2 separate regions of the Homo sapiens genome follow, and region 2 is linked to region 1. A link is a loop called in an ENCODE intact Hi-C map of the cell type or tissue named here. Cell type or tissue: thyroid gland. All regions are shown on one strand. Links, peaks and the distances in the headings refer to the core of each region. The heading gives the core; the rest is flanking DNA.

Evidence for each region. A loop is a pair of places that touch in the nucleus more often than their neighbours do. Peaks named below come from ENCODE experiments on the same cell type or tissue, not always from the same donor. Only the 100,000 strongest peaks of a DNase experiment are listed, where the experiment ranks them.
Region 2: it touches region 1 in a loop (2.1-fold over the local background); 10 of 110 quality-filtered maps call a loop at or near these places.

The regions. Positions count from the first base shown.
Region 1 is chr10:6,558,842-6,574,905 of GRCh38, forward strand. The region is part of intron 1 of PRKCQ (protein kinase C theta); the gene reads right to left. Among named protein-coding and RNA genes, the nearest start is that of PRKCQ, 13 kb to the right of the region's middle. RefSeq lists an enhancer at 13,169-13,338. In thyroid gland, for the core only: no CTCF peak of the experiment used is centred there; a DNase peak (open chromatin) is centred at 9,290; H3K27ac peaks cover 8,000 bases.
Region 2 is chr10:6,507,383-6,523,446 of GRCh38, forward strand. PRKCQ (protein kinase C theta) reads right to left here. Exons shown (of 18, transcript NM_006257.5): 2 at 7,636-7,762; 3 at 3,613-3,812; 4 at 54-114. The coding sequence starts at 7,753. Among named protein-coding and RNA genes, the nearest start is that of PRKCQ, 65 kb to the right of the region's middle. In thyroid gland, for the core only: a CTCF peak has its summit at 9,086; a DNase peak (open chromatin) is centred at 9,095.

The sequences.
Region 1 (16,064 bases), core at 4,749-12,748:
AAGAGAAGGGGGCGACGAGAAACTTCATTCAGAGCTGAACTAGGGCTATTGATTCTCCGGTGAGACATTTAGAGAGTCCCAAGTGCATGGTCACGCGCAGAGAGGCAGGTCCCGTCAGCGGTGACATGTGCTGCCGTTAAAAGCAGGGCAGAAGGTGAGAGCTTGGGCCTGGGCTGCATGAGTGGGAATTAATCAGGCAATTCTTGGGGTTCTTTCTACTCATTGGCCTATCTGCTAACATTTCAGCAATAGGCAATAAAAAGTTAAGGTTTAAAAAGAAAAGTTACGTATCCTCATTAGGAACATAAATGACCACAGTCAGATACCTTATACTACGCTCACTAGGAAGAAATATTCATTAGTCACCAACTAGGTGCCAGGAAAAGAACTGGCAAAGGAACTTCTGGGTAATAAAAGAGCCCTGGTCCCAGCCCTTGAGGACTGGGGCAGATAAGAGCTGTGCATTGTTTGGGCCAGGGAAGGAGGGACATGCCTTTTTCTAGATCATCTAGTGACTCCTTTGTAATTTTTTTTCTTTTGAGATAGTCTCGCTCTGCCACCCAGGCTGGAGTGCAGTGGCAGTTTCGGCTCACTGCAATTTCCACCTCCTGGGTTCAAGAGATTCTCCTGCCTCAGCCTCCTGAGTAGCTGGGACTACAGGCATCCACCACCACACCCAGCTAATTTTTATATTTTTAGTAGAGATGGGATTTCGCCAAGTTGGCCAGGATGGTCTCGAACTCCTGACCTCAGGTGATCTGCCTGCCTCGGCCTCCCAAAGTGCTGAGATTACAGGTGTGAGCCACCGTGCCTGGCCTGTATCTTTTTCTGTTAACCATGATTTTGTGGCAGCAAGTACAATATCAGATATTTTTCTTCACTCTCCATCAAAAAAGGAAACATTTAATAATCTAAAAACAGGCCAGGTTCTAGAAATTCTCTTTACCTCTTCACCGTCTTTGTTTTATTGTTCTTTGAGTTTTGTGTGTGTGTGTTTGTTTTTATTGATACATCATATTTTGCATATTTATGGGGCACATGTGGTATTTCGTTACGTACACAGAATGTGTAGTGGTCAAGTCACTGTATTTGAGGTGCCTGACTTTACCTTATTTGTGTGTTATTTACTTAGCTATTGTCTTTCTACTCCAAAAAAAAGTAGGCATAGGCTTGACGAGGGTCAGTACCTTTCTCCTTCTCTTCTCCCCTGTATTTTAAACGCCCAGAAAAAGCCCTGACATGTTAGGTGTTTGATCAGTCAACATTTAGTGACTGAATAAAACCCAGCTTTCCCCTTCTCCTTGAAAATATCCATTTTCTCTTTGTTACTGCCTAAGCCACCCTAATGGGTGAAGGGAATCTCAGCAGTGCTTGCATTTTTAAGAGGATCTGTGTCCCCTAAGATCCTAGCTGACAGCATTTCAGGTGCTGGATAGAATAAGGTGTAGGGAGAACTTTCTGGAGTATTTTGAGACTAGGTGAGGAGCGGCGTGCTACAGGCAGTCATCCTTGATTTGCTGGGAAGCCTACTGGAAGGAGAAAGAAACCCCTCTGTGCTGTTTTTGGTTTTCACAGCTTCTTCTTCCCCTCCATGACTGAATCTAAAAACCTTCTGCAAACACTGGCTGGGAGGCAGCGCATCATGGAACCATCAGGACAAAATGAACCCGTAGAAAGTGTGGCGACTTTGTCTCCGCCCCTGAGATAGTGTTTCACGGATATGCTGCACTTCGTGGCTATTCTAATTTTTCTCCGTATTCATTTTCAGGCCTAATGCTTACATACTCAGTGAATTGTTCAGCCTCTGAAAATGTGTCTATTTGGTCAAATATAAATAATCCATTTTATTTTCTATTTTAGAAACCAAGCCAAAACAAAGTATAGGTTTCTTGAAATTTTAAAAATTATTCTTTTGAGGCCAGGCGCGGTGTCTCATGTCTGTAATCCCAGCGCTTTGGGAGGCCGAGGCGGGTGGATCACGAGGTCAGGACATCAAGACCATCCTGGCTAACACAGTGAAACCCCATCTTCACTAAAAATACAAAAAATTAGCCAGGCGTGGTGGTGGGCACCTGTAGACCCAGCTACTCAGGAGGCTGAGGCAGGAGAACGGCATAAGCCTGGGAGGTGGAGTTTGCAGTGAGCCGAGATTGCACCACTGCACTCCAGCCTGGGCGACAGAGGGAGACTCCATTTCAAAAAAAAAAAAAAATTTATTCTTTTCAAATTGCTGACTAAAAAATTCTTCCTTGAGGCTGGGTGCTCATACCTGTAATCCCAGCACTCTGGGAGGCCAAGACAGGCAGATTGCTTGAGTCCAAGGGTTTGAGGCTAGCCTGGGCAACACAGCGAAACTGTGTCTCTACTAAAAATACAAAAAGTTAGCTGGGTGTGGTGGTGTGCACCTGTAATCCTAGCTACTCAGGAGGCTGAGGTGGGAGGATCACCTGAGCCTGGGAGGTGCAGCCTACATTGAGCTGAGATTGTGCTGTACTCCAGCCTGGACCACCAGAGTGAGACCCTGTCTCAAAAAAAAAAAAAAAAAAAAAAAAAAAGAAACAAGAAAAAAAGAAATGTTTCCTTGAATAAGGGTATCTTTTTGAACTTTTTGGAATCTTGTGCTTCAGGACCCTGTCAAATATTACTAAACAATACATATCTGAGACAATCAGAAATTTGACGTGAACCTACAATTGATTTACATACACAGAAACACACTGACTCAAAAGTCAATTAAAAAGTTACAAAGGCCTATGCCAAAAAATAATTTATGTAGATCTCACAGTATGACAGAATAGATTACTTTTTTAAATTCTCAGAACGGCTCCATAAAGTTGAAGTTCAAACCTCCAAGTTATGACTCAAGAATGTTAATCTGGCCACCATTCTCGCTGGTTTTTAATTAAACAAACTTTCTTCTTAACAGCTCTTTGCAAGTGACAGTCGTCAGTACGTATGTGTGTGGGTGTGGGCATGTATGTTGATATGATAGAACTTGCTGTTTTTAATGTGTTTAGCATGTTATTAAACACAGCATGAAAGAGTTGAGGAAAGCAGGAAGAAGGGAGGAGAGTTCAAGCAAAAAGTAAAGGGAGTTGGAGATCTGAGGTGAATAAAAGTCTGAAAAAGCAGATTAGGATTCTAAAATAAGCTTTTAAGGTTTACTTAAAATATAGTTTAAAATTTACAACATTGTCAGTTCAAAATAATGCTGGTAGGAAGGAAATACATTGAGCCACGGACCTGGCATCTGGAGATACCGGAAAGGAAAGAGAGAGGGATTGAGGTGGACGCTCGTGGGTAAGGAAGAACGAAGGAGAAGCCCACTCAGGCTTGTCTATGAACTCATCTGTGTGGTTCTCCTGCAGGGCAGCCTCATAAATGCCCCGGTCAGTGCTGGACCCCAAAGAAAACCACTGTGGCCATCTCCTGTCTCCCTCACAAGTTTTCCCTGAAAAGACAACAACTTCCGGAGTTCCATGCGGTTTTTCAGCCTTTTCCAAATCTCTCTAAACACCAGGAGGAATGTTCACATGCTTCAGCAGAGAGACGCACGCTTCAGGGCCCAGCAGAGAATGCCTGGAGAAGAACCCAGCCAAGCCGACTGGATCTTAGCAGAGCTCCCGGCTTGATGATTATGCTCAACCAGAGTGAGTGTTCTCTCCATTACTAACATAAGTAATACATTGGACAGCAAAACAAGGAAATAGCCCCAAACAGTAATTGAGATATAAAGGGAGAAGGAAGTCTCAAAACCCACTTCTCAGAATTAACTCCAATGTCAGGTAGTATTTTTAAACATAAGTCAGTAGATAAGGTATAGTCCCAAAATCAGGCTTTGCTACATGGAGTATTAAGAACACAGATCATGGCATCAAACTGCTTGAGTTCAAATTCCAGTTCTGCTGTATGGTAGCTCTGTGGCTTTAAACAAGCTATTTAACCTCACTTTTCTTATCTGAAAAATGAGGATCATAATAGGATTAAATGGGTTAATGGATGCAAAGTGATTAGAACAGTTACTAGTAGACAGAAAAAGCTCAGTCTATGTTAGCTATAATTATTATATACTCAGAGTCAAAAGAACACTCATCATGTTTTCTTCCAAGATTTAGCACTAAAATATTTTCTGTAGTGATTACTTTTTAGTTTTTTTGTTGAAAAAAGGCTATGGATTCTTTCAAGGTGGGCTTCCTTGGTTGGCTCTCAGCTGCCACCTCCCCTCCCCCAACAAAACAATAGCCCCTGTCCCTTGTCAACTAGATCCCAGCGCACAGTTTCACTTTAAAGGCATGCAATCACTTTGGCTCAAGAGTGAAGATATTCAGTCGAAAGTGAAGTAAGTGACAGCTAGGATTTCAGAGCGTAAGTCTCACAGTTCCAAGAGTCCCGGAAGCAGCAACCTCACTTTGCCCAGTGCCTCTCCTCCTCTTCTCGGTGACAGGGAGGTCTACTGCATGCCTACTATGACTGAGCTCTACTGCATGTCTGGAGGTGCGTGGGTGGGATTCTGGGTGCCCTGCCTTCTGAGTCCAGGTCAGGGCTCTCCCCATGGGGACAGGTCTCCATGGCCCGTCCTGATGTTGGGCCATCTCTCCTACCTTGTCACTGCCTCTTCCCTATAAGCCCCTCACCATGACACATGCCTCGATTTCTCTTACATCGAATCAGATTTTCTGCTTTACTTTCTATGCTTGTTCGCGTCTCTTGACTACCTAGAGTGCTCTCAGCCTCCAATTGCAGTCTAAGCCCACCGCTTTGTTCCTCCTCTTCCTGCCTCCCCAGGCTCCAACTCTCCATGGGATCACACCGCCTTCTTCCTGTACAGGGTTTTCTGGTCTTTTCCCTCCGACACTCCTCCACTCTGTCATTTACCTATACTGAGCTGACATTCCACCAAAATTTACTGAGCACTTGCTATGTGTGGGACTCTCTGCTCAAGCCGAGGGCTAGGGGCTAGACAGACAAAGAGATGCAGAGCCTGCCCTTGGGAGCTCACAGTGCAGTTGGGGAGGGAGGAAGGGTGTGTTAGTGCTGCTGAGCTGTCCATGTGCACAGCATGCCAGGGCACGCAGAGGAGGGACACCTTGACACAGCCCGTGGGGGCCTTTGCAGAGGAGGTGAGGTCTCAGGGGTTAGCAAAGTAACGATGTGAGCGTGAGGAAGTGCACTCAGGCCTGGGATCAGGTGCAGAGCTGTAAAATGCAAGAGGCTTCTGGGGAGCTACGAGGTGCTCAAGGACCCAAGGGAAACCTGAGTCTGGCAGGCAGGGCACAGGCTGGGAAGAACTCACGGGCCCCGCAAAGATTCGGGATTCTATTTTGCAGGTGATATGGAGTAACCAAAGAGCTTTGCAGGGGAGTGCAGCAATCATTTTCGTTTCAGCAAGATCCTCTACCGCACATCTTCAGCGGTGTGAAGAGCGAGACTAGAGGCTCAATCTCGGAAACTAAACGAGGTCCTCTGTAGGAAATATTATGGTATAAATGGCTGCAATACTATTGCTCGATGGCGTTTTCAAAGGCAGCTGCTGCAGCCTATCCCTTTCCCTCCCACCTGTCCTTCTGCGATGCCACTGTACTGCTCGCCCAGAAGTGCCCTCTGCTGCCCCTCCTTGATCTTGCCTGGCCCGTGACCTGTTTTTCACCCAAAGACCAAAGCAGCAGGAACTTCCTACTTTGGGGCCACATATGGAGGAAGACGGGGTGGGGGAATCTCAACCTCCTAGCTGCATCCACCCAGGGGCCATATAAGGGAGTGACCTCATCTCAGGTCTGACTGCAACCTTATGAGAGGGCCCTAGGGATGCTCTGAAGACCAAAACCGCCAAGCCAAGGCTGACCCAAATCCCTAGCCCACAGAATCAAGAACAAATACAATGGTGCTGTTTTTTTAAGCCACTAAGTTTGGGAGCAGTTTGTTCCATAGCAATTGATATCTTCAAAGCAATGCTCTGGGTCAAATAAACAATGTCAAATAAAGAATAAACTCCCCGCTGACAATTTCAGGACAATAGCATGGGTCCACTGTCAATATATACCCACTTGTACTTCATCCTTAATTACTTGCTACCAAATCCCATTTCAAGCCTTTGTCACACTTAACTGATTAGGGCTTAAGCTTTTTAAAAAGCGGTTTTCAGAAAATGTAATCCTCTGACTCTATCTTGCAAAAGACTAAGAAAATGTGGCATGTGGATTAAAATTCCCTGGAGTTTCGTTTGAATTTTCCTATGGGTAGTGTTTAGATGAACATTCAAGCAAATATACGTTTCACTTTTTGAAACTGCAGAATGTTTGATGCTTCTTTATAATGCGCCTTCTTAGCAGCATGGCTGGGTGTCTTGAGATAGCACAGTACTTGAATAAATAGTGTGATCTCTCTTTATGTTTACATATTTAGACCCATAGGTCTAGTCTATTTTTTCCATGAGAAAATATCTATAGTATTTTCCTGGAGAAAAGTGACTTTATTTTATTTCAATAGATACATATGCTCTCTGTTCTGAGTACTTCAAGGCTGTTCTCTCAAGAGAAGGGGTTTGCTTGCTGGTTTTCTTCTCTATGAAAATAATAAAATTCAAACATGATGCTATGTGTTAACATTTTCCTCTGCGAGCTCTAGCTATGGGAAGTTGCTAATGGTTGAGTTTTACTTTATTCATTTCTAAAAGGAAGTGCTCATTTATGCTTAGCAATGTTCGCCTTTTTTTTGGTGAAAGAAATTGCATTTATTTTATTTTAAAAAGAAACAAAAAGCCCTTTCTTCTTGTGATGCTTTTCTCTCCTAAAGCACTTTTAGTCGCAGATCTCAAGTGTACTACAAATATTAACAAATCTCCTTGTCCAGGAACTAGGGAAGAATCCCGGGAGGAAAGTCCTTTTCATTGCAATGGCAAATATTTCAGCTGCCTCTGCTTCAGAACTTGGAATTATGCAAGTTACTTCCCACTGAATTACGTTCCTCAAAAGTAATTGCAAAACCACAATTACTTTTGCAAACTAATATTTACAAAGTAGAGTAATTCACGTTCTTCCTATGCAAGAGTTATTTATGGCTACTGTTCATAGTACCCCTCTAAATAGGTCCCCAGTAAAATGTATGCTAATTTATTTTTATTGAATGACTAATGCAGATGAATTAAAGAGTTCCCATTCTTAGAGGGAGATTTCCTCTATTATTCACCATTACCTTATATTCCAGAAACATAGCCCACTGAGGAAATCCACTTGACCTTTTCAGAGAAACTTGGTTATCATAACCTTCCTTGTGTTACCATCCCCACTAACACTGTAGAACGAATCATGTTTTGCTGTTGCTACGGTATTAAATTTTAATTCCTCCTGTCCATAGCAAAGCTAATTGTAGCTGAATGACTCCCATGTTTGTGGGACTGCACTTCGGTTTATTGGTGAAGGGTTATACATGCCACCAGTGGTTGCATTCTCTGACCTACACTGGCTGTTCTGCAGTGGTTATGACAGGACACATTAACTACAGCCCTAGGAGCTTGAAATGTATCCACTTCTTTCCCACTCCAGCTGTCCAGGTGAAATCCTGGTCTGGATGCGAAAAGGACCCCTCAAAACAGCTACAAAATATTCGAATCAGGGGGAATCCTAGACATCCCCCTAATGCACTCAACCTTGTCTCCCAATTCCCACTTCTGGGATTTTTCAGTCCGACTTCACTGTTGGGTGGGTCTGGAAGGTGAGCATGACCCTGGCAGAGCAGGACTAGGTAGGGTGAATGACACAACGAGATTCAGTGGCCTCTCTCCAGTCTTTTCTCCTACAAGGGACAACCTCATGGGTTCCTAATATCCTTGTGTGCCAGCGACCACCTGTCCTCGATTACTGCAAGAAAACAGAAGAACAGAAAGATGGAGAGAACTCAGGAGGGGAGGAACACACTGATGACCAAGCAGACGACACTGGCCAGGAAGAAGTCAGTGCACCCAAGGGTTTCTAGGGAGCTGGCCCGGAACACTTCTCAGTCAGATCCCCTAAAACTCACCTTTAGATATGGACCCAAATCGGAGTGCTTAGGGCTCTCAATATTAATGATTAGGGCCTAAAATATGATATGAACGTTTGGAAACCTTCATATTGGTAACTGGAGGGAAATAAAATATATTCCCTGGCTACAGGAGGCCTCATGAACCTCCTCAATCCAAGGTTCCGTCTGAGCTCTGTGCTGAGAGTTAAAGAGAGAAAGAGAAAGAGAAGACTCGGTACATGCTCTCAGGCTTACTCAAGAGACAATAATTGCATTAAAATGTCATTAGGGAGCTCCACTAATGAGAAGGATAGAAGCCTCAAGCTCCCAGAGACACAGGAAGCAGAAAGTCAGTCCACACATCAGAGGCGACTTGGAAAAGCTCTAACACAATAGGACACTTAAAAAAATGCCAATTATATAGTAGGGGCAAATAGTGTTTCATGAACAGGACATAGGGATTCTGTTTGAGAAGAGGCCTCCATGAACAAAGACAGGGATATGCTTGGCCCTAAAGGGCCCACCATATCTTCCCATTTCTGAAAGGATAGCAGAACACACGGATGGAGATGCAATTTGGGGCCAGAATGCACAAGGTGCCAAGTCTTGCACAGTAAGACGCGTCACCCGAATTCTGCAGACAAAGATGAGTGTAGCTCTCTTCTCTACCCTTATCTGACCCTGTGCTTACATTCCTCAGGAGGGAAATGTCCCAGTGTTTTCCCTCTATGACATCCCTGAGGTCACCAAGGCCTTCTGGGGTACAAGCTGGAAACCTCAGCACTGGCTTTAACATTGTTTTAGCTGGGGTTTAGCTGTTGTTAGAAACCCATACATGTGAGTGCCCATTTTATTTTATTGCTGCTGGGATTTATTTCTAATCTTCTTTGAAAGATTATGTTTTTCTTTGGTTTCATAATGTTGGTTTATTCTACTTTTAAGTGAGTCCCTTAAATAGTTTACTACTCTTTCCTTTTAAGATAAACATTCTTTTTTTTGTGAATGCTTTCATTTATTTTGTTTTGGGCATACCTCTATCATCCTAATTCTTGAATTTAGTCTTTTACCTTTCTTACTCGTATCTATTTTAGTACATTTAAAAGTGATTATAGGCTGGGCGTGGTGGCTCTCGCCTGTAATCCCAGCACTTTGGTGGTGGCGCAGGGGGTTGGGAGATCATTTGAGGTCAGGAGTTGGAGACCAGCCTGGCCAACATGATGAAAACATGTCTCTGCTAAAAATACAAAAGTTATCCAGGCATGGTGCTGTGAGCCTGTAGTCTCAGCTACTCAGGTGAGGCGAAGGGCGGAGGTTGCAGTGAGCTGTGACCACGCCACTGCATTCCAGCCTGGGTGACAGAGCGAGACTCTTGTCTCCAAAAAAGAAAAAAACAAAACAAAACAAAAACAAAAACAAAAATCCCCCCAAAACTAACAAAAAAAATTATGATTTTGTTTTGAAGAAGACTTAAAATATCTTTTCATTTAATTTAAACAAAATTTTATCTTTTATCCTTTACTATTTTTTCTTTATTAAAATCACTTATGAATTTTTGCTATGTCTACATTTTATGTTTACCTGTTGCCTCATTCTTTTGCTTATAGAATATTTTTGAATATTTTAATATTATCTTTTATTTCCTGATCACTCTTAGCTTAACCTTTTTTTTTTTTTTTGAGATGGAGCCTTGCTCTGTCTCCCAGGCTGGACTGCAGTGGCGTGATCTTGGTTCACTGCAAGCTCCACCTCCCAGGTTCACGCAGTTCTCCTGCCTCAGCCTCCCGAGTAGTTGGGACTACAGGCACACACCACCATTCCTGGCTAATTTTTTTGTATTTTTAGTAGAGACGGGGTTTCACTGCATTAGCCAGGATGGTCTCAATCTCCTGACCTCGTGATCCGCCCACCTCGGCCTCCCAAAGTGCTGAGATAACAGGCGTGAGCCACCGCGCCCGGCCAGTTTAATCTTTTTTTTAATTATTGACATTACAGTGGTCCACAAAGCAGGATGCCAAGGGGATGATAAGGGGAAAAATCACACCATAGACAAGGGGAGATGGAGTCTTTGCAGCAAGTCACCTCCCGGAATTCTAAACATTTCCCACCCCCTTCAGCTCTGATTTCTGGTAGAATTTATCTAGATAACTCCAGAGGTCCACAGGCAAAATCTTCCAAGACAATAGTAATTCTGTTGTGCAGACATTTAAGTCACTAGATTGGGATTCTTTTCCTCTAACACTTAGCACACAGTACCTTGGGCATTACAGATTCTAAAATATATGACTCATTTATTTATCCCACTAATATTTACTGAGCACCTACTACGTGTCAGACACAATGCTGACTGCTAGAAGTGCAACAAAAAGAGTAAGAGAGAGTGTGGATCCAGTCCTCAGGGAGTGTACAATGTGGAAGAAAGCCAAGTCCTGATGTGGAGGATCAGGAAGAGCTTTCCAGAGGACAAGAGACATCTTGGGAGCTGAAGATGTACAGGAAGTAGCTCAGAGATTGAGCAGACGTCCACGAGATGAGGGGATGCTGGGACCTCCTAGGAGCTTAAAGAGGCTCAGACTTGGAGGAACCCGATGTGAGGGCTGGAGAGGAAAGGAGTAGAACCTTCGAATCCACATCAGGGAGGCTGGGCTTTATCCCGGGGGCACTGGGTAGCCTTTGGAGAACTTAAGAGCAGGGAGTGGCACACTGGGTTCCAGAAGGCAGCCCATGGTAACCACGGCTAGGGAGGAGGTTCCACACCAACCCAGAAGAGAAACGGTGCTGCCTGTAATTAGAGCAGAGGTGGTGGGAGTGTGACAGGCTGGAGGGAACACAGAGGAATTGGGGTGAGTGAATAAAATTGGTTTGGGGCAAGCTATGGAGATAGGGGAGACAGAATCAAGGAAAGACACACAGATTTCAGGTCGTGCAGCAGGTGATGTCTATGCCAGTTGCAGAAAAGAGCAGGAGGAGAAAACGTGTTGAAAGAGAAAGGGGAAGGTGGTGCATCCAGTTTGGGGCATGAGGCATTAGACGTGCCCAGGAACTTTCTGGGGAAGAATGGCAAGGATCTGGGGCAGTCATGACTGGGTCACAGTCAGCGAGGAGATAGGTATGGAGGCTGATGAGGGAAGAGGATGCTCACAGGGCGGGAAAATTGAGGAACATCAGTCATCCAGGTTGATAAAAGAAGAGGAGCTTGCAAAGGAGAAGAGAGGAAGGAAGGAAGGAAACATGGGCAGGGGGGTCATGGGAGACACAGAGGGACAATGTCCCAGGATGCATGTGTGCTCACGGCACATCTGGTTGCAGGAAGTCAGGTAAGAGGCGGGTAGAACTCCACGGGAATCGGCCATGAGGAGAGTGCGGGTGATCATTTCTGAGGGGTGCAAGAGGCAAGGCCAGGCATCTGTCGTTCAAGACATGTGGGGTGAGGAAGCAAAGGCAGCAAGTGTAGACAACAATTTGAGGAGTTTGATTGTGAAGAGAAGCAAGACAAGGAAGTAGCTGGAGGAAGGTATAAAAGGATATATATTCTTTTTTTCACAGAAGGAAGGGATTTAAGCGCACTTAATACAGAGAGAATGGGGCCAGAAATGAGGGAGAGAAGGAAAATGCAGGTGACAGGGAAGATAAGAGATTGAGATTCCCAAGAACAAGAAAGAAATGGATTCCAGGGCCCCAGGGGAGGTGAGCCTCAGACAGGAACTAAGGGGCTTCTTTTTTTTTTTTTTTTTCTAAGACAGACTCTTGCTCTGTCACCCAGGCTGGAGTGCAATGGGGCAATCTCGGCTCACTGCAACCTCTGTCTCCTGGGTTCAAGCGATTCTCCTGCCTCAGCCTCCCGAGTAGCTGGGATTACAGGTATGCGCCAGCACGCCTGGCTAATTTTTGTATTTTTAGTAGAGACGGGGTTTCACCGTGTTGGCCAGGATGGTCTAAAACTCCTGGCCTCAAGTGATTCACCCACCTTGGCCTCCCAAAGTGCTTGGATTACAGATGTGAGCCACTGTGCCTGGCTGGAACTGAGGGGTTTCTTTCGTTGTGAAAGAAAAGAAGGATGAGAGGATGGATTCAGATAAAGTGAGGCGTGCAGCCCTGTGATCCCCAGGTGGGGGCAGTTCTGAATCGGGAAACTTGTACTTTCTCAGGGAAGCAGGAGGCAAGACAGCTGCTGAGTGCGAGGGGACGGCGGAGGCAGGAGCAGCTGTGGAGAAGCTGCCGTGGGAAGGAAGATCATTGGCCAGGGAAACGTCTGGGAGCTGGGGAAGACAGAGATCCTAGATGGAGTGGGAAGTCACAGAGCTACGGCATCCTGAATTTGCAGAGCGGCGTGTTTTCCGGGAGAACTCATCAGCCTATGTGTAGACACTGGAAAAAGCAGACAGTTGGATTTAGCTGTGATCCCAGTGACCACAGAGGGGGCAAAGAAAGTGCATCATCTCACACAACATCACCAGGCGGTCCTTCCCCAGCAGCAAGGGAAACGCTTTAGTGGAGGGACAGTGGCCAAGTTTATATTTGTCAATGTCAAGCTGAAAGCTCTCTAGTCTGTATAATGAACACTATTTCTTCCTAACCTGTCTTGCTCTTTATGAAACTGATGGGTATATTTCAAAGTTTATAACCTTCCTAACAAACCAGGGACATGGTTGTTATTACATACTCCCCTTAAGAAAATATCTTCCCTTGATAGGTGGGGTGGCTCACACCTGTAATCCCAGCACTTTGGGAGGCCAAGGCAGGAGGATCACTTGAGGCCAGGATTTCAAGTCTAGCCTGGCCAACATGGTGAAACCCTGTCTCTACTAAAAACATAAAAATTAACCAGGTGTGGTGGTGCATGCCTGTAGTCCTAGCTACTCTCGAGGCTGACACAATAATTGCTTGAGCCTGGGAGGCAGATGTTGCAGTGAGCCGAGATTGAGTCACAGCACTCCAACCTGAGCAACAGAACAAGACCCTGCCTCAAAAACAAACAAACAAACAAACCAACAAACAAACCAAGAAACAAACAAACAGGAACCAGGTGTGGTCCTTCCCTAAACAGCCACCTAACTAACAAACTTTGGGAACACAGTCCCTGGAGGTATGGAAAGAATACCACCACATCAGAAGCCAAGAGATCAGGGGTCAGCGCTAGTAATTTAATCTGTGACCCTAGATCAAGTTTCTTAACCTGCACACCTCAGCTGGCTTCTCTGTAAGCTGTGAGACCCACCCAACATATGGGGCTTTCTGAATGACTGATTCCCGCGATCCAGGCCCAGGGCATGACCAACGACTGCCTTCCCATCGCTCCCTCTTCCTTCTAGCCCCTGAGCTCATCTGATTCTATGACTTAAAGGAATGGTATAGAAAACTAAATGCCATAGGTATGTAATTTTCTTTAATTTTTATTTTTATTTTAAGTTCTGGGATACAGGTGCAGGACGTGCAGGTTTGTTACATGGGTAAACGTGCCATGGTGGTTTGCTGCACCTATCATCCCATCACCTAGGTATTAAGCCCCACATGCATTAGCTACTTTTCCTAATGCTCTCCCTCCCTCCAATCCCACCTCCCGACAGGCCCCAGTGTGTGTTGTTCCCCTCCCTGTGTCCACATGTTCTCATTATTCAGCTCCCACTTATAAGTGAGAACATAAGGTGTCCAGTTTTCTGCTCCTGTGTTAGTTTGCTGAGGATGATGGCTTCCAGCTCTATCCATGTCCCTGCAAAGGACAGGGATCTCATTCCTTTTTATGGCTACATAGTATTCTATGGTGTGTATGTACATTTTCTTAATCCAGACTACCATTGGTGGGCATTTGGGTTGATGCCATGTCTTTGCTATTGTGAATAGTGCTGTAATGAACATACGTGTGCATGTATCTTTATAACAGAATGGTTTATATTCCTTTGGATATATGCCCAGTAACAGGAGTGCTGAGTCAAACGGTATTTCTGGTTCTAGATCTTTGAGGAATTGCCACACCATCTTCCACAATGGTTGGACTAATTTACATTCCCACCACCAAGAGTGTAAAAGCGTTCCTATTTCTCTGCAACTTTGCCAGCACCTGTTGTTTCTTGATTTTTTAATAATCACCATTCTGACTTGCAGGAGATGGTAACTGATTGTGGTTTTGATTTGCATTTCTCTAATGATCAGTGATATTGAGGGTTTTTTTTCCATGTTTGTTGGCTGCATGAATGTCTTCTTTTAGGTACGAACAGATTTAATGTGTCCCAAACCAAATGATACAGTTTCATGAAATAATTACCCTTCCTACATGAAATGCATCTTAATATTTTCTGTTTTATTCTATTTCATGCTTGTTATCACCCCCAAAATTAATGTCATTGCCCACTAGTAGACTGTGTCTTGGAGTTTGAAAAACTGTGTAGAAGGCCTGCTTTTGTATAGCTAAAACATATCAGTGAAAACAGAACGGAAAATGTTGAAGCTTATGCCCTAAAAATGCTGAACACAGCTGAGATGAACTTCTCTCAAAACGACAAGAACAACAACATTTCTGCTTACTTTCAGGACAGACTTGGCTCACCTCTGAACCCCTGTCCTTTTGGCTAATTCCCATACATCTTCCATCCCCACCCGCGATACCTTGTCCTCTGAAAGCCTTTCCTGAACCTCCGAATCAGGACTTGGTTCCCTTCTACATGTTCTCAAAGCACCCAAGCAATCATCTACATATAGTGCTTAGCACAGCAAACGGCCGATAGTGACAAGTCAATACATGTTAGAATATATTGCCATAGTTTGTTTACTTTTTGATTTTTCCAATAGATTGTACGCTTATTAGGAATTCTTGCCCACAGGGAAAAAATTTCAGGATGACAAGGATTCTGCTTCTGCAGATATTTAAACCACCAGATAGAAATTTTTTTCTTTTAACACTTAGCCGCAGTCCTTTAGGTGTTACAAGGTTAAAAAAAGAAAAACCCAAAAGATGTGTTCTTGATATCAGCTAACACTCCAGTTAAAGGCGAAAAGAGCTAGGCCAGGTGTGGTGGCTCATGTCTTTAATCTCAGCACTCTGGGAGGCCAAGGCGGGCAGATCACTTGAGCCCAGGAGTTAGAGACTAGCCTGGGCAACATGACAAAACACCATCTCTACAAAGTGCACAAACTAGCCAGGCCATGGTGGCATGCAACTGTAGTCCCAGCTACTCAGGAGGCTGAGGCCGGAGGATCCCTTGAGCCTCAGAGGCGGAGGCTGCTGTGAGCTGAGATCGTGCCACTGCACTCCAGCCTGGGCGACAGAGCAAGACCCCGTAAAAAAAAATGCAAAGAGCCAAAGAGCAGACCCCTGGCTGTCTTGTTGTCTTTCCCTCCTAGTTGTTCATGAATTAAGTGCCCAGTGAGGAGACAGCTGCCAACGTATAGGTGAGTTTGCAGTGCAAGCCGAGTGCTGTGAGTTCATGGGCAGGTAAAACTCTCTGAAACGCTGGAGAGAACCTGAATGGCACTTGTATACATTGGTAGATAAAGCATTTAAAGGGTTCCTCCTGTTCTTAGAAAAGGATCAAACTCCTTCGTATGACTTAACGCAGGACAACTCTACGGGACAGTCTGCCCAGGACAATCTGGGTTTGTACCTGTTACCCAAGCTTAGTGATTAATAACGTGCTCTTTCACTCTATAAACAGTCCCCATCTGGAGGATAACGTATATGGTTCACCTGCTTACAGGTCCTATGTGATCTGGCACAGCTGACTCCTCCAGCTCCACCCAGCAATAGCCCACACACTGGCACATGCTCCTTTCTCGCAGCATCACTGCTATCAGAGATCACAATTTTCTTCACTTTGCAAATGGAGAGAATGACACTCCAAGAAGTTCACTGGTTAAGGTCATATGGCAAATTAGGATGGGGAGCAGAGGTTTAAATGGAAGCTGTGATGCTTACTCTGCTCATTTCCACTCATCTGCAAGGCTTAGACTGGACTGCACTGGGATTCCAGACTCACATGCTGCAGGGACATTCTACAAACACTGTTCCTACCTCCCAGAACCCCCATCTGGCTCACTGCCACTTCCCCTTCAGGTCTCAGTTGAGCCGTCACTGA
Region 2 (16,064 bases), core at 4,557-12,556, 52 kb before region 1:
GGAGAAGGCCATGCCCTCCTCACCCCCAAACAGGAAGAAGAAATGTCACTTGCCACTCATTTCCAGAAAGTATCTTGCATTCATTAGCATTCGGCCTTGAGGTTTCAGCTCTAACTGGTTGGGAGAAGGAGAGAAACATCAGTCAGAATGTGAAACAAGCCCTGAGTTCAATGACATCACTGGCTACTGACGATGGCAGGAGATTTCCACCACAGAATACAATCATTGTTACTCTCCACTGTACTCAAACTCATTGTCATCAGACGACTGTAGCAACCGTGACAATCGCCTTTCTTTTCTTAAAACATCCCAGCAATTCATTAATTTTATTTGGAGAGAAAAACTTACATAAGGAAGAAATAAAATCCTAAAACAGATTCTATTTGGTTTTCTTGCCCTGTAATGCTGCGTATCTGAAGGACTGTCACAGGGCAGACCCAGATCTTCATCATGACAAAAGAATCACAGGCACTGGGACTGGCTTCCTTGGGGAAAAAGCTCTTCTTTTGGAGGGAAAGATAAATCCTGCCTCTTTGAGGCCGCCTCCAGGCCCCTGTCTTCTTTTCTACCTGGGATGCATGTCTAGGTTAATCAGGGCATTCAATGGGGATGGCTTTTCTCTTTCACAAAGAGAGATTGTATTTTTAGGAAAGTCTTGGATGGTCCACTAAAGAAAATTCTAATTACACTGATCTGGGAAGGAATTTATAAATGTATATAAATACATACTTCAGTACTGTATTATTATGTAGAAGAGGGCGGAACAAAGTGTCATTTTAAGGGATGATGTAGGATCTCCCATAAAGTGACATAAGGAGAAGAAAGGACAAATCCAAGTTCAAGACAAGCTGAGCGCTGTTGTTAATCTATTAAACCATCCCACTATGCCATTAACAGACCAAAAAGAATAAGAAAGAAGATGACTTGAAGGTCATTATTGGTCATTATGTCCATGGGTTATCCACGTGAGCCGGAGTAACTAAGAAATAGCAAGTAATGTCCTGTGGAACTCAGGATTGAATCTGAATCGTGGCTAAATAATTTTCTGGTTATGTGACCTTGTGCAAGTCACTAAGTCTTGGGAAATCTCTGAAAAACAGACATAATAGCAATGCCTATGTCACAGCATTACTGCCATGAGAATTTTATGATAAAATAAGCTTGCATTGCTGCAACAACTATAAATTTTCATATGAGTTTCAACAGATTAATGAAAAGAAAAGTGCTTTTGACATGGCATGTATGCACCATTGTTCTCTGGCTTGTGAATAAGGAGTAAAGATGGAGGCAAAAATGGAGATGGAAGAGCTATGGTAAGGGGCCTGCTTCCAAATGGAATAATGAAAATTGGCACCAGGTGACCACAAGGTTGGCAGTATTCAGTACTTAGTAGTGATGGAAGAAATTAAACCAATTAGCTACTGGAAAAACAGCACCCATAGAAAGCCACATTCCAGCACATTTTGGGGAGTGAATGGGAGACAACCATGAAAACAGTCACAACCTTGGGAAAACAAAAGGTGTCTCTCAATACGGCGTTGAGAAACATGAAAGGCAAATTTGAGAGAATCATTTTCTTTAGAGAAATTAGTGTTGGAAAAGCAGATTCCAATAGAAGCAAGGGAAAATATAAGTCCCAACAACCTGTTGGCTCTTAAAATAAAAGTAAATTAAGAAATAACCTTGGCAAAAAAATAAAAAAGAAAACAAAAAAACCCACCAAAGCTTAAAAGTGCAAAAAATGTGCTAGTTGGTTAAATGAGCATCTGAATGCCACCATGTGCTTATGTCTAAATAATCCTAGAATGCAAAGAAAAGTCTGTTAAGGATGAAATCAGCAAAATCCTAGGCAAGAAATCATATGCAACTTGAAGAGATACAAATAGAACAGCAACCTGCCTATCAGTGAAGACTACTTAACAAAAAGATACTCACCCTCCGACTTATCCTTTCATTAATTGAGAAGGAAACATGAATAGAATCGTATTTTTAAAATTGGGGAATTGACGACTCTTTAAAAAAAAAATTAGGTAGACCAAATAAACTGGTCTTCCTCAGTTTCTCCCATTCCTGCTTCTACCTAATAAAATAATTAGGCTCACTGCAACCTCCGCTTCCCAGGTTCAAGTGATTCTCCTGCCTCAGCCTCCCAAGTAGCTGGGATTACAGGCACCTGCCACCACGCCTGGCTAATTTTTGTATTTTTAGTAGAGACAGGGTATCGCCATGTTGGCCAGGCTGGTCTTGAACTCCTGACCTCAGGTGAACTGCTCACCTTGGCCTCCCAAAGTGCTGGGATTACAGGCATGAGCCACCACACCCGGCCCCAGGAACCCTTTTCCCAAGCCAACACACAAGTGCTGAGTAGATACTGCCCAACTAAATTACCTGGACATATCTAAGCATGGGCCTGAGCACCTTTTAAAAAAAATCTTGGCATATATTTGTCTCTAAAGATTACTTTAGTGATACGAGCAAAGATTTTTATACTTTCTTAAAAAGCATCCATTTTTTTAGGTCAAAAATACAAAACTGACACAAAAACCTAGTTTTTAGGCTTGTATCATTCCCATTTGAAACCTGTGACTTGAAAATCTTCTGGGAGGATTTCTTAAAATCTGAGTTCTTGAAAATCTTTTGGGTGGATTTCTTAAAATCTGAGTTTAAAATCTTTTGGGTGGATGTTTAAAAATCTGAGTTATAGAAAGTAAGAAGCAGAAAGTCAGGATTCTCTCCTTTGGCACAGATGATATAAACATTTGAAAACATTTTCTGGATTTCAGATCATGTAAAAGCAGTTTCTTACTGATATATTTTCTTTTATTTTGTGCCCCAGAAATTTTCATTGGAATTTTTTTAACGCTTTGATTATTTTACTCCTCCTTTTAACATTTCTAAATATTTACTACCATAATCCAGGTTTTTGACAACTTGGTGTGCTAAGATGAATTGTGTATGATGCACTTCTTAGTCAAAGTAAGCTAAGTTCATTACAGCTGAAAAAAATTGTAGGAATTGTCAAAGTATAGAGAGAGAAGACCAAACATTAAATGGATCTTTGTTCTATCCTCTCGCATTCTGATAGCTTTTTACTTACTTTAAAAGTGTATTGATGAAGTTTAATAAAATTAAGATTTTGATATCTTAACGTGTTCTGAGTCTACTGGGTTAAACAAGTAATTTCTAAGTTAAAAAGCATTAGAGTTGTTGTTTCATAAATCTTGATTAAGTTTTATATACAAATATTCTTCCCAAAACTGAAAAAGTGAATGAAACTGACAACTGGATTGATAGACAAAAACTCATCCCCCACTTAAGGGGAATTTGAGATATTCCAAGCCTGCTTTAACAGTTTTAAATAATTTATCATAGTCTAAGAGACTTTCTACATCTCTTTGATGTAGGCATCAAAGAGATCTGAAGATGTCAATGTGTTCTACAGCCCATAAAGAATAACCATCGCCATTATCAAATCACCAGTAGGAAGTGGTAGGGAGCCTGGTGACCCGAGGCCAGTGTAATCACACCCTCAGATTGACATGGGAGTTCTGAGCCAGTCATCGGCTACCATCATGCTTATCCCTTATGTGCATACACTTTATGCAACGTTACCCATATTTCTGTCTTCCCGTTGTTCTTCCTGCACCTCTCAGCCAGCGAGTAGAGCTCCACGGTGGTTTCAGAGATGAGGTCCACGTTTTTGCCTTTCACAATGATCTGCATGACTCTTCCCTTGTTGATATGGGCATCAAAAGTGCTGTCCCAGGGTGGGTACATGGTAGGCTTTTTCTGGATATACATCTGCCCGTTCTCTAGGAACAGAAACGTAAGGTCTCATTATTCCTTCAGCCAGGCCTGGAAAATAATTCAGTTCAACTCAACAGTAGCACCTGCTCCCTCTGTTCTCTGGGATATAGAATTCTGTTGGGAAGACAAAAGTAGCACATAAACAATCAGAGACAATATGGGACAGAATGAGACAGTCCCCGGGTCCAGATGCAAGGTGATGCATTGAACCTTATAAGTCCAGCGTTGATAATTCAGACAACAATCTGCTAATGCCTTGGACTGGAAATTGTTACCAAAACACCAGGCATTCTAAGTTCTGCTGCTCACCGCACAGAAAGCCAATGACTGAGATGACGAGAATTGCCAAGGAAGAAGGCTTTAGTTGGGTGCTGCAGCCGAGGAGATGAGAGCTCAGTCTGAAGTCCATCTCCATGACCAACTAAAACTAGGGATTTATATAGCAGGGAAGAAATGTAACTTTGTATGAGAAAACAGGAACTTGGGAGGGGTAAGTAAGCAATCATGATGAACCAGGGGCCTGGCGCTTCAGTCTCTGGATGCCATGATCTGGTGAGTTTCAGTTCTTTAATATTTTTTTTGAGAGGTGTGGGGATCCTTTCTTGAGGAAGAAACTCAGATAAAACAAATGTAAATTCCAAGCTTTAAGATCAGAAGGGTCCATTTCTATAATCAGCCAAAAACAACTGTCTATGGGACTATTGGGTTGGTTTCAAAATGTTATTTTCCTATTCAACAGTTAGTTGCTTCACTCTGGGTTTAAACACCTGAGCAACAAACTTTTTAAAAAATCTTTTATGCCTTTGAGATTCTCCTTTATTAATCTGTAGTGTTGATCCTATGACTGATTAACCTCACTGGCCCCAGCTTAAACATAGTCAATACAAAACTACTGTGTGTTCATCTGAAAGACATAGTGGCGTAATTTCAGCGCATAATGAATGCTCCTTTAAGAAATATTTACATTTTTTTCCATTTGACATAAATACAGTAAGAGACAATGATCTTTAAAACATAATGAGCCATTATTTCCTTCTCTAATTCTTGGGTGAAGATACATTTTACATGTACCATGCACCCTCAGCAAAAGCTGATGAGCAAGTCAGAGAGGTGGTGCTGATCTTTACCCATGGAGCCAGCAAGGCTGAAGCCGACTGCCAGCCTGCAAGTGAGTAAAGGCAGGTAGGCAGGAGCCCTGGAAATAGTAACAAATCTGTAGACAGGAAGGTCAGTCTAGGGGAAACCTCCCTAAAGCCGCTCTGTGATTGGCAAAGAGTTTACTAATTAAGAAGTTTTTTCTTGTCTTTCACGCACATTGGATTTTCTCTGGTATTTATTCTTTAATCATTTCAGAAGCAGAAACCTGCATTTGAGTGTTTGTTTCTTGTGACATAAGCACATTAAGTGGCAGATTTAGCAATTCAGAGATGTCGATTAAGCAAAAGGGGAAAAATCTGCTTAAAGCCAGGAAATAAAGCCCTTCTAACTTTCGAGGGCCCCTTCTGTCCAACACACAAAGCTAAACAGAGCAGACATTTAGCATTTGTTAAATTAATATTTATTTCGGGGGTATACAAGGAGTTGAATAAGCTTGAAACTCAAATGTTAGATAAACTTGGCTAGGAAAGACATAAACCATGAGACTACTAAACGTGGAATAGAAAGGGGACATTTTTTGTGGGTTGGTAAAAAAAAAATTGGACTGGAGATTGGGCTTTTTAGAAACCAACGGCAATATTAATGATCACGGTAACATTTTACTTCCACAGACCTGAAGCTTCCCTTTCCGATACTTCCTTTTGATGGTAACCATTCTCTGTGCCTGGAGAAAAGGGCCAAAAATACCCTGAGAAGGGGCAAAAGTCCCCAAAGCAAGGCACTTTTTACATTTTCATTCGCCACGTTTGTAATCACCTAAACAGAGGGCCCTATCTATGTAGAGTGTTACCGTTTTAACGACTCACAACCCCGCAGCCCCGTAGCCTGTTTGTCCTTGTTCTGTTGGCTCATTGTGGAAAATGCAGCCTTACACCCCAAGAACTGAAATGTGTTTAAATCCTGTAGAAGTAAATATTGAATGATAATATTCAGAGTGATTTCTTTTCAGAACAAGCCCAAAATAAAATCAAAAGCAAAAATCTCTAAACTCCCTCCAACTCCACAGGCTAATATTTAGGAAAACCAGTTTCCTTCTTTTCTGACAAGGACTCTCGATCCACATGGCTCATTAGACCAAGTTCAAAGGCAAGGCCAAATGCAAAAAAAAAAAAAAAAAAAAGCCCTCAGGAAGCAAATGTCAGGGAGACCTGAGATGGTAAAGAGAACTGGATCCAGGAGACCCATTAAGTCAAAGGCGGCTTTGAAAAACTCAGACGTTTTACACTTCAAAGATGTCTGTGACATCTGAAAGGTTTTAGGTTGGGAGCAAGTGGCATTCACACTTTTAACTAAACAGGAGAGAACTCTGGGCAGAAAGGAAATCAAGATGATTCAGACAGTCTCTCTGGCTTTGATGTGTTCAGAGTGGCTGGAAGGACAAAGTCAGCTGTGAAGCAAAAAGGCTTTTGGTGGGGGATGCAAAATAGTAGGTTTGGGAACCCCAGAATCTGAACTCTGAGCATCTGGCAGGAGGTTCTCAAAGTCTGAGTCAGTTTCTTCTTGTATCTGCAAATGTCCCTCGCTCACAGGCCTTTGCAGGACAACCCTATATAAAATAACACACATCCCTGCCCCCAGTCCCTCTCTTCTTTACACTGCTTTTTGTTCCTTCATTACCTGCTGTTTGTATTTTTGTTTATTGCCACTTTCTTCTGCAAGAATAGATGCTCTAAAGGGAAGGCAGTCTTCCTGAGTTCCTTCAGCTTACTTGTTTGACTTTTTTTCCCTCTATGCTCTGGTCCCAGCACTCTTGCAGTGGTCTCTCCGTAAACACTTTTGTGTAAGTGAACTGTGATGGCTTCCATAGTTACTGCAAGCCTGCATCCATCATCATTATCATTCCCTACAAAGTGTCTGCTAAAATCAAAATGCACGTAGGGAAACAAGAAAAGGTGTGCAGTCAGGAGAGTTGTGGGATCTAAACTCCCTCCTACTTTTCCTTTGGAAATCCGTGGCAAACTTCCAATGCAGAGGTGAAGATCTTGGAGAGTGGAAGCCGGCCGACGTGACCACAGAGACATTCCCTACACATAAGACTGTTGGAATGGAACATTCTGAACCCACAAACAGGACGTTGGGTGGCTGTCCCACTTTCCCCCTCACCTTGAGCTGCCTGTATTTGAACTTGATGAAACATCACTATTCTTTCATTCAGCCAAGACCTTAGTGAGTGCAAAAGTACGTTTTCTGAAATTTGGATTCTAATGGCTAATTATAGATGCTTTGTAATATCCACTGAAGATTCGCCAAAGCAGCAGTAAGCAGTCTTTAGAGTTGGTTGGAAGATTATGCAGTCTTAATCTACCTAGACTTATTTAAAGTAACCAGGCTTAACCACATAGGGCTATGTTCTACTTCAGCTCATTAGAGTTCCTTCCCATTAACTCCTTATGTAATTTCCTCAACCCAGCTTTCTCTTTCCCTTTGTATATGTGGGAAAAATGATACAGTGCAATAGAGCACCGGTGGGCCATCGGGTCCTGGTTTAGAGTCCATCACGAAATGTGTGTCCATGAGGAAGTCCTTGGCTTTGCTGGGCATCAGCGTCCTAAATGGCAGGATTTGGTTCCACCAGATGATGTCAAATGTCCTGGAAGACCTTGCTTCATACACAGTTCATAGCAGGATTCTCCTCCTCCTCCCCCGCTTTGAAAATCCCCTCAAGCTTACCTGATTCGACATACTCTTTGACGAGCACAGCACAGTAAGGGTTAACAGCCTCGCCCTGACAAGACTGGCAGGACCCGCAGTCAAAGTTGGACAAGCCAATCCGAAGAAATGGCGACATGGTTGCGCCCTGGAAAAAGACAAAAGACAAACGCTGTTTGGGGGCTATAAAAGATATTATTTTTGGTGCCCCATGTCTACTTAACCAGTGCTTTATCATGGACAGCCAGAACCTCACATAGGTCCACTATCCATGTGAACAAATGTTTTCACTTCCCCTTCTGCAGAGGACACTGCTGGACTCACCCAAAACCACACACTGACTTGCTGAGGGGAGAGGCTTTCTGGAAGTCTGCACTCAACCTTGCTTTTGAGAAGTAACTCAAGAGTTAGTTCCATTCAACCTAATGGAGTTAGGCCCAATGGTTGGAGAGTGAGGCAAAAGTTTTCCAATATTTTATGTCTTCTGTTATTCAAGTAGGTGCCCAGGAAACAGCACACAGTAATCAGAAAATGAGTTTATATAGAGCGAGTCTATTTTAGTCACACTAGTTAAATATGACACCGCAAAATTCTTACATGGTCTATTTATGTGTGTAATGGGATTGGCCCAAGGCATTCGGCAGCTGATCCTTATTTACTCTGGACATTTTCAAAAAGGTCTGCTTTCTTCACAGTTACACACACACACACTCTAAGCCTTTGAACATCACAAACCACGTAGAAAACTCCAAACTAATTGACTACTATAAAATAGGGCTTTCTCATATAAGGATGAACAAAATACTTCATAAAAGCCCAAAAATCAGTAATTATGCTTTCCAAGAGGTTTAGATGATAGTTATCAAAGTGTTAGCTACAAATCCAGGAATCTAGTCTAATTCTTCATCTATTGTTCCATTATTGAGTGTTCTGGCCACTTATGTGAACTAGATACCTCTTCTTTTTTACCTACTTTTCCGAGGTCCCATTAATCTGAAACTATCATCTGATATTCAGCAAAAAAGTTACTTCCTTGCTCCGTCTCTCTTTTTGATGATTTATACTTATAATTTTTTCTAAGCTTTCATAAGTAAGCCAAAGATAAGAAACAAAGCATTGATTGTCTTTTCTGCCTTTGTATAAAGAAAGAAAACTATTTGAAATAATAAAGACCTGGAAGGAGAATCAGTAACATACCTGGAGATCTTGGGCCTGTAATACCTCATCTAGCTAAGACAAAAGGGATCTCCAGTATGCTAAATACCAGTGTTCTTTGACTCCACAAGAGAGACAAATTAGGAGCTTTTGACGGGCATTAATTTCACAGATATTAATGAAGTCCTAATTTCCTGCAGAGTTTGGAAGTTTTATCTAAAGGAGATGGTTGGGTAAACATCATGATTTGCTGGGTTCCGTATCTGTCACGTTGCTGAATTAGCAGGTAGATGACTTACAAATTTGTCTTTAGGAGGCGCCCTTTGCCCTGTGAGTTTAGAATTCCCAGGCAGGAGCGGGGCTAACAGCTGTGAGTTCTCTGGAGAGAGTTTCTTTGAGAATCCCTTCTTTCCTGGGCCAATTGGGTCTTTTAGACAAAACTTCATTTCTCCACAAATCAGGAAAAATCACTAAGAATCATCTTCAGTTACGGGAGTTTTTGCCCTGTTGGGACTTTCTGAAGATTTCCTTAATTCTGTTTGAGTCTAGAGGGATCACTAACTCACAAAGCCAGAGTTAAAGCACCCTGACCTTTTCTGGTGTCACCCTGCTATTCCCAGGGTGGGTTTCTAATCAGGCAACAGTAGCCCAGCAGGCGTCTGGGAAATGCTGCCCCAGGAAGAGAAGATGGAAACCTCCAGGGTGACCAGGGCTTCCATTACAGCAAGGAAGAGAGTTGGGGCAAAACCCTCTGTCCCCCTGAAGGTCTTCCTAGACAATGATTTCTTACTTAATAAGCAATGCAGATTAAACGGCCGTTTCACCAGATTCACTTGCACTATTCTGTAAAGGTCTGCTCACAGACCTTTAGAAATGTATGTCAGACATGACCTGACATACACCTGACATCTAGAAGACAGAATAGGTATTTGTGTGGTAATCTTCACACATCATTCAATAGAACCGCAAGCTCAGGTGTGAGTTTTTCAGGCAGATGGCAGCGTTTTACACCCGAACTACACAGAGTGCTTTTCTCTGTGTAGTTCAGAGCACTTTTTAGGTGATCATGATGAAAAATAAAGAAGACACACAAAGTTAGTAAAAAGTCTCTCCAGATTTCCACCAATAAAAGAAATCAGTTACTATTCTGATCTATTTTCCCTAGTCTTTTTAAATTAGCAAGTTTTGTGTTTTTTTTTTTCTTACATGCTATGATCATCCTGTGGGTATGGAATTATATTTGGCTTTTTAAGTTAACATTTTACTATAAAATTTTTTTCAAGTTTCTCTGACATTTTCTCAGGCTTCCTTGTCATTCTTGCATGACATCCTATTGACAGTAGCTCTACGATCTGCGTTACTAAAGTCTGTAGCTACATATTTAGTCTGTTTCCAACTTCTACATGCCAGAAAAAAATGCATCTTTAAGATAGCATCTTTTTTTTTTTTTTTTTTTTTTTTTTTTTTTTTTACAACCTTTCCCAGATTTAGGGATACTGCATCAGACTGGATCACCAGAGTATTACAATATTATTTATCAAGTGTTATTCCTATTGGTAAGGTCTTATACATTTAAAGAAAATAACCAAACTTAACAGTAAAGACCTACCCAGGGAAATAGCTATGGTTAGTGTAACAGAAGTAAGTAAACGCCATTCTTACATAATATGGGTATACAAATTTGTAAGAAAGGCACTGTTTATGACCCAAGAAAATAAATTGCAAAGGCACAAGCTATACAGGATACAAAAATCATAGTTCCAACTAATTGTGGAAAAATGTTTAGCCAGGTGAGCAATTTAAGACATGCAGAATAAGATACTATGTAATTGCATGTACCATTCCTGAAAAGACAAAACTATATGAAGAAAAACATCAGTGGTTGCCAGGAGTTGCAGCAGGGAGGAGCAGCATGAGCAAATTTTGGGGAAAGACAGAACTGTTCTCCGGCTTGATTGTTCTAGTGGTCACAGAAGTCTAGACTTAAATTCACAGAACTACACCAAGCCAAAAGTCAATTTTACTGTATGATAATTCAAAAACCAAAAGAAAAGAAATATATGCAATTGGTATTTTAAGGCATGTGTTATAAATACAGAGATTATAGAGGTAAAGTAAAAAGAATATATATGAAAAAGCTGCATATTAAATTAAAATCTTAAAGTAATCAAATTACTAAAGGGAAATGATCAGATCTTTTAAAAAATTAAAATAGCTTTGGTTCTGTGGTATTTAAGCTCTTTTGAACATTTGCAGTTAGGCAAACACAGCTGAGAATAAAATAACATTAGAAATTAATAATGCATTTTATTTGAGGAAAAATTAACATTTTAAGTCCTAATTTAAGCTGTAAAAAGAATTATAATATTTAAAATATATAATAAAATAGTCTGGGCATGGTGGCTCACGCCTGTAATCCCAGCACTTTGGGAAGCCAAGGCGAGGAGATCACTTGAGGTCAGGAGTTCCAGACCATCCTGGCCAACATGGTGAAACCCCCTCTCTACAAAAATACAGCAATTAGCCAGGCATGGTGGGGGGCACCTGTAATCCCAGCGACTCTGGAGGCTGAGGCAGGGGAATCGCTTTGCTCCCTGCAGAGGTTGCAGAGAGCCAAGATCATGTCATTGCACTCCAGCCTAGGCAACAGAGCAAGACTCTGTCTTAAAAAAAGAAAAGAAAAGAAAAGAAAAATATATAATAAAAACAATAATATGTTTTTGCCCATGCAATTATCAAATATTTTTGAAATGCTATTACTTAATGTTGGTAAGGACAAAATGAATCATACACTTTCATACAATGCTGCTGGGTATGTAAATTACCACATTTAACAGATATACACACCTGTGTATATGTAAGTATATATGTGTGTGTTTATGTATGTATATGTGTGGATGTAAAAATATGCGTATCTATCCATCTATATTAAGAGCCAAGAAGATGTGTAATGAATACACAAGAAAGAAATTAACATAAAAGATTTTCATGGGTTGCCTTTTGGTGTTCGGAGCAGATAGTAGGGGGAAGGGGATTTCCCTGGGTGTTTAACCAGAAATGAGAGTTTCTGTAGACAAAAATATGTGCTGGAATAGCCTGCCTCAGGACTAAGCTGTGTGATCTGTCCTCTGTGCACTCTAAATTTCAGTCGGTCTCATCTTCACTCTCCATTCACGTGTGATCTGAGAGACCAAGACAGTTGCCCCTTCATCAGCTAAGATGGATTCTAAGGTTAAAGAAACAAAAGTTACCCAGGGGTCGAGGATTCAGGGCTTGGCTGGCATCACAACCTCCTAAATTCCTACAGCTACAGGAAAAGCCACACCCTTGTTAGTCTCCCTAATAACAAGAATAATCAGGCGAAGTTTGAGACTCTTCCTAACTCTGATTTACAACCCAGACCCCTGCAACTCTGATTGGACAGGGAACCAGGCTTCCAGGCATTCTTTCCCGATAAGCAAATGCAGACCCCAAGCCAGTTTCAGCAGCTTACAGGTGCTGCACACTAAATGTCATTGTGTCCTATCATTTGCCTTTTGATGTAAAGAGCCAAATTTAGGATCTAATTTTAATGCTACAACTGTGCCCCAAAGTGAACATGGGATGTATGTTGGACATATGTTTACCCCTGGCACCTGCACTTAACTCCCCTCATAAATATGTATAGATTTTTCCCCAAAGCTTTCTGAATATATCTGACTCTATTGTGTAATATGGAACCTGGGAGGCATAAAACCAGCCTGCACTTTCCCTCTTTGAAGAGAGAGCACCTTCCATACACGCCAAAGACTGTCTCTTCCCGGTGTGCAAACTGATATTGCCAATAAAGTTCTTTTCTACTGTTCAGCCATCCTGGTGGTCTATTGTGTAACACATGGTAGTCTCATACTTTATGACAACAATCTATGCACAAGAAGACTGACTGGCCAGGCTGTTCCGAACAAGGCAGGGGCTAGGTCCCCCCATAGACCCCTTGTCTGAGCAATAAAGTCACGCATTCGACTCTCTCCTGGAAATCTCCAAGGGGACCCCAAACTCACCAGGTCCCATACAGAACTCCCTGCCTTCCCTTTCAAACTTGCCTTTTCCTTCATTTTGCCAGCTCGGTGCTGGGTGCCGCGACGCCCGGCCCTCACCCGCTGCTTCAACTTTACCCTTCCCCTTGTGCCTCACGACCCACTTGCTTCATCTCCTGCTCCACCGATTCTGCACCACCTCTCTTGTGACTCACAGCAGCTTCTTACCCTGCCTCCTCTGTCCAGCCTTGGTCACCTCTCAGTCTCCATCCAATCTCCATGCTCCAGCCTGAATGATCTTAGGATCTTGCAAAACTGCTGCTGTTTCTCCAATGTGCCATGTGTTTCACAGCTTCAGCCTTCTAGGAAAGCTGCAACCTCTCCCTGGAACGCCTCCCTGTTTCACTCCATCCTCCCTGCCCCCTTCCTCATCTTTCAAGTTCCTGTTCAGTCTCTAGCTCCTCTTGGAAGCCTTCCTTCCCCTCCTCTAGAGCCCTCCCATCAACACATCTCCATGGGAAGTTCTCAGCCCTGGCTCCTGCAGTTCTCTGAGTGCACTGCTAGACAGCACCTGTCATATTGATTTGCGTCACACCTGCCATTTCTACAGTCCGAGTGGGGTTGATCCTGTGGCTCCCAGCTCTCAGCCCTCTAATGTGGGGACTTATAGAGCCCCACCAGGATGTCGCCTACTTGATTCTTGAGATGCTACATACACTCAGAAGAGGGGTTTGACTCCAACTACACAATTCTCTCTGGTCTCATCTGCAATACATTCAGCAAAAACTCCTCAGAACGAGTGCATTTGGGTGCCTTACTTCCCTCATCCCCAGTGAAGATAAACAATTTCCCTTTGTGATCACATTCCTTTGGAGATGTGGTCAGCTTGTGGGATAGGGGAAGAGACAGAGTGCCAGCGCCCATGCTGCTGTATTTCCCTACAATGTGCAGTTGGATTTATGGGTTCACGTCTGTCTTCCTCAACAATTCCGAGAGAAGGGGCCATGACTTCATCATCTATGTGCCTCCAGAGCTGATCCCCCTGTCTGATATATGCTAGAGACTCTGCATTTTTGCTTAGGGAGTTCATTTTCAAAAGCAACATTTTACCAAATCTCTTCATCTCATGCATTTGTTTTACTTGCAAGAGAATACAATGGTCAAATTAAGTGACAGACAATTACAGAGGGAGTCAAGAGCAAAGGATTCAGCCCAGCACTTGTTGTAAACAAAAGATCGATGCCCTCATACACTGAACTGCTGGAGTTATTTAAACTCTCTAAGCCTGCTTTCTCATTTGGAAATCACTGATAATACTATTACTCATCCCAAAGAGCCATGAGGATTAAATGGGCAAATACACACAAGGTGCTTAGAATGGGGCTGGCTCAAAGTAAATGCTCAATAAATGTTAGTTATTATTATTACAACTCTGATATATTTTCTAATGGGCCTTCTCAACTTCATTGGTGTGTACCAAAAAGAGCAGGAGGAAAGTAGAAATAGTCTTTCAGGAGCATATCTGGGTTAAATTATGTGACCTTCCTCTGCACTCTGCTACGGAGCTCCCACAAAACCCTCCATCTATCTCTTGCAGAGCACTTACTACCCTCTGATGTCCTCATCTGGATGCAGTCATTATCATGATGGATATCAGGTATGTCCATCCAATCTTCCAAGCTTTTGCTACCCCAGCTGCAAAACACCATCATGATATGTACTATGTTATGTTATGTGATGTTATGTTATGTTATGTTATTTATTTATTTATTTATTTATTTATTTATTTTTTTGAGACGGAGTCTCGCCCTGTTGCCCAGGCTGGAGTGCAATGGCACGATCTTGGCTCACTGCAACCTTTGCCTCCTGGGTTCAAGCGATTCTTCTGCCTCAACCTCCCGAGTAGCGGGATTACAGGTGCGTGCCACCACGCCCGGCTAAGTTTTGTATTTTTAGTAGAGACTGGGTTTCACCATGCTGGCTAGGCTGGTCTTGAACTCCTGACCTCAGGTGATCCATCCGCCTTGGCCTCCCAAAGTGCCGGGATTACAAGAGTGAGCCATCGCGCCCGGCCCCTATGTACTTTAAAATTACAAAGGATCTTTACTCTTAGAGGCTCACTATTTTCAGCTTTAAGTGTGATCTCATTTGTCTTTTGTGTGTAGCTTCGATGCAGGTACATGATCAAGTATAATTGCTCAGTGCTTTAGGTCACACGCTATTATGTACTGAACTGAGAATTCTGGTCTTTTGATTCTCTGGACACTGACTCACCTATTTAGCTAGGCTGATTCACCCTCCACAATTCAAACTCCCAGAATGCGTTTATAGAGATGCTGAGGATGTCCACATAACTGAACCTGATGGGGACAAATTCCATATAAATAGAAAGCAATAGAAGTATAATATACTCTCATCAATTGAAAAAAATATCAAGCATTCTCTTCCTCAGTAGCAAATGAAATAAGAAATAGCAAACTTCTTCATTTAATAAAATGTTTGGACAGCATTTGTATTACTATAATTTAGTGGGAGATGGCTCAGTGTTGGGGGAGAGTCTCACAGAATTAAAATAACAATAGTCATCACTTGTATCAAAACCTCTCACATGTGGAAGAAAGAACACAGATTAATCAATAGTAAATCTGGGAATGAGAAACAAAGCATTCAATGGTTTCCAATTACATCTGCTCAGCCAAATTTGGTAAACATCAATTCAGAAAAATTTTGGCAAATTAAGCTACACCAATAGCTTTTGCATTTCTTTATGAGATAGAAAGATTTCTTAGGTAAAAGTGACTGCTGTTAAAAGAAACATAAAAAAAAACTTTTTCACAATGTGCACAGAAGAAAGATGATAACTAGTAAAAAAAAAATCACATAGTTGGGTAGCGTTTTGCTTTGTTGCTAAGACTTCTACTAAGTAGTATAATAAAGAGATTAAATATTAGCTTTCACCAACAAAAATGATCTCAAAAGTGAATTAAAATAGTAAGTATGGGCCAGGTGCAGTAGCTTATGCCTGTAATCCCAGCACTTTGGGAGGTTGAGGTGGGAGGATCACTTGAGCCTAGGAGTTTGAGACCAGCCTCAGGAACAATGCAAGACCCTGTCTCTATTTTTTCTTTTTTTAATTAGCTGGGCATGGTGGCACACACCTATAGTTCCGGCTACTCGGGAGGCCAAAGTGGAAGGATCACTTGAGCCCAGGATGTCGAGGCTGCAGTGAGCTGTGATTGCACCACTGTACTCCAGCCTGGGCGACAAAGCAAGACCCTT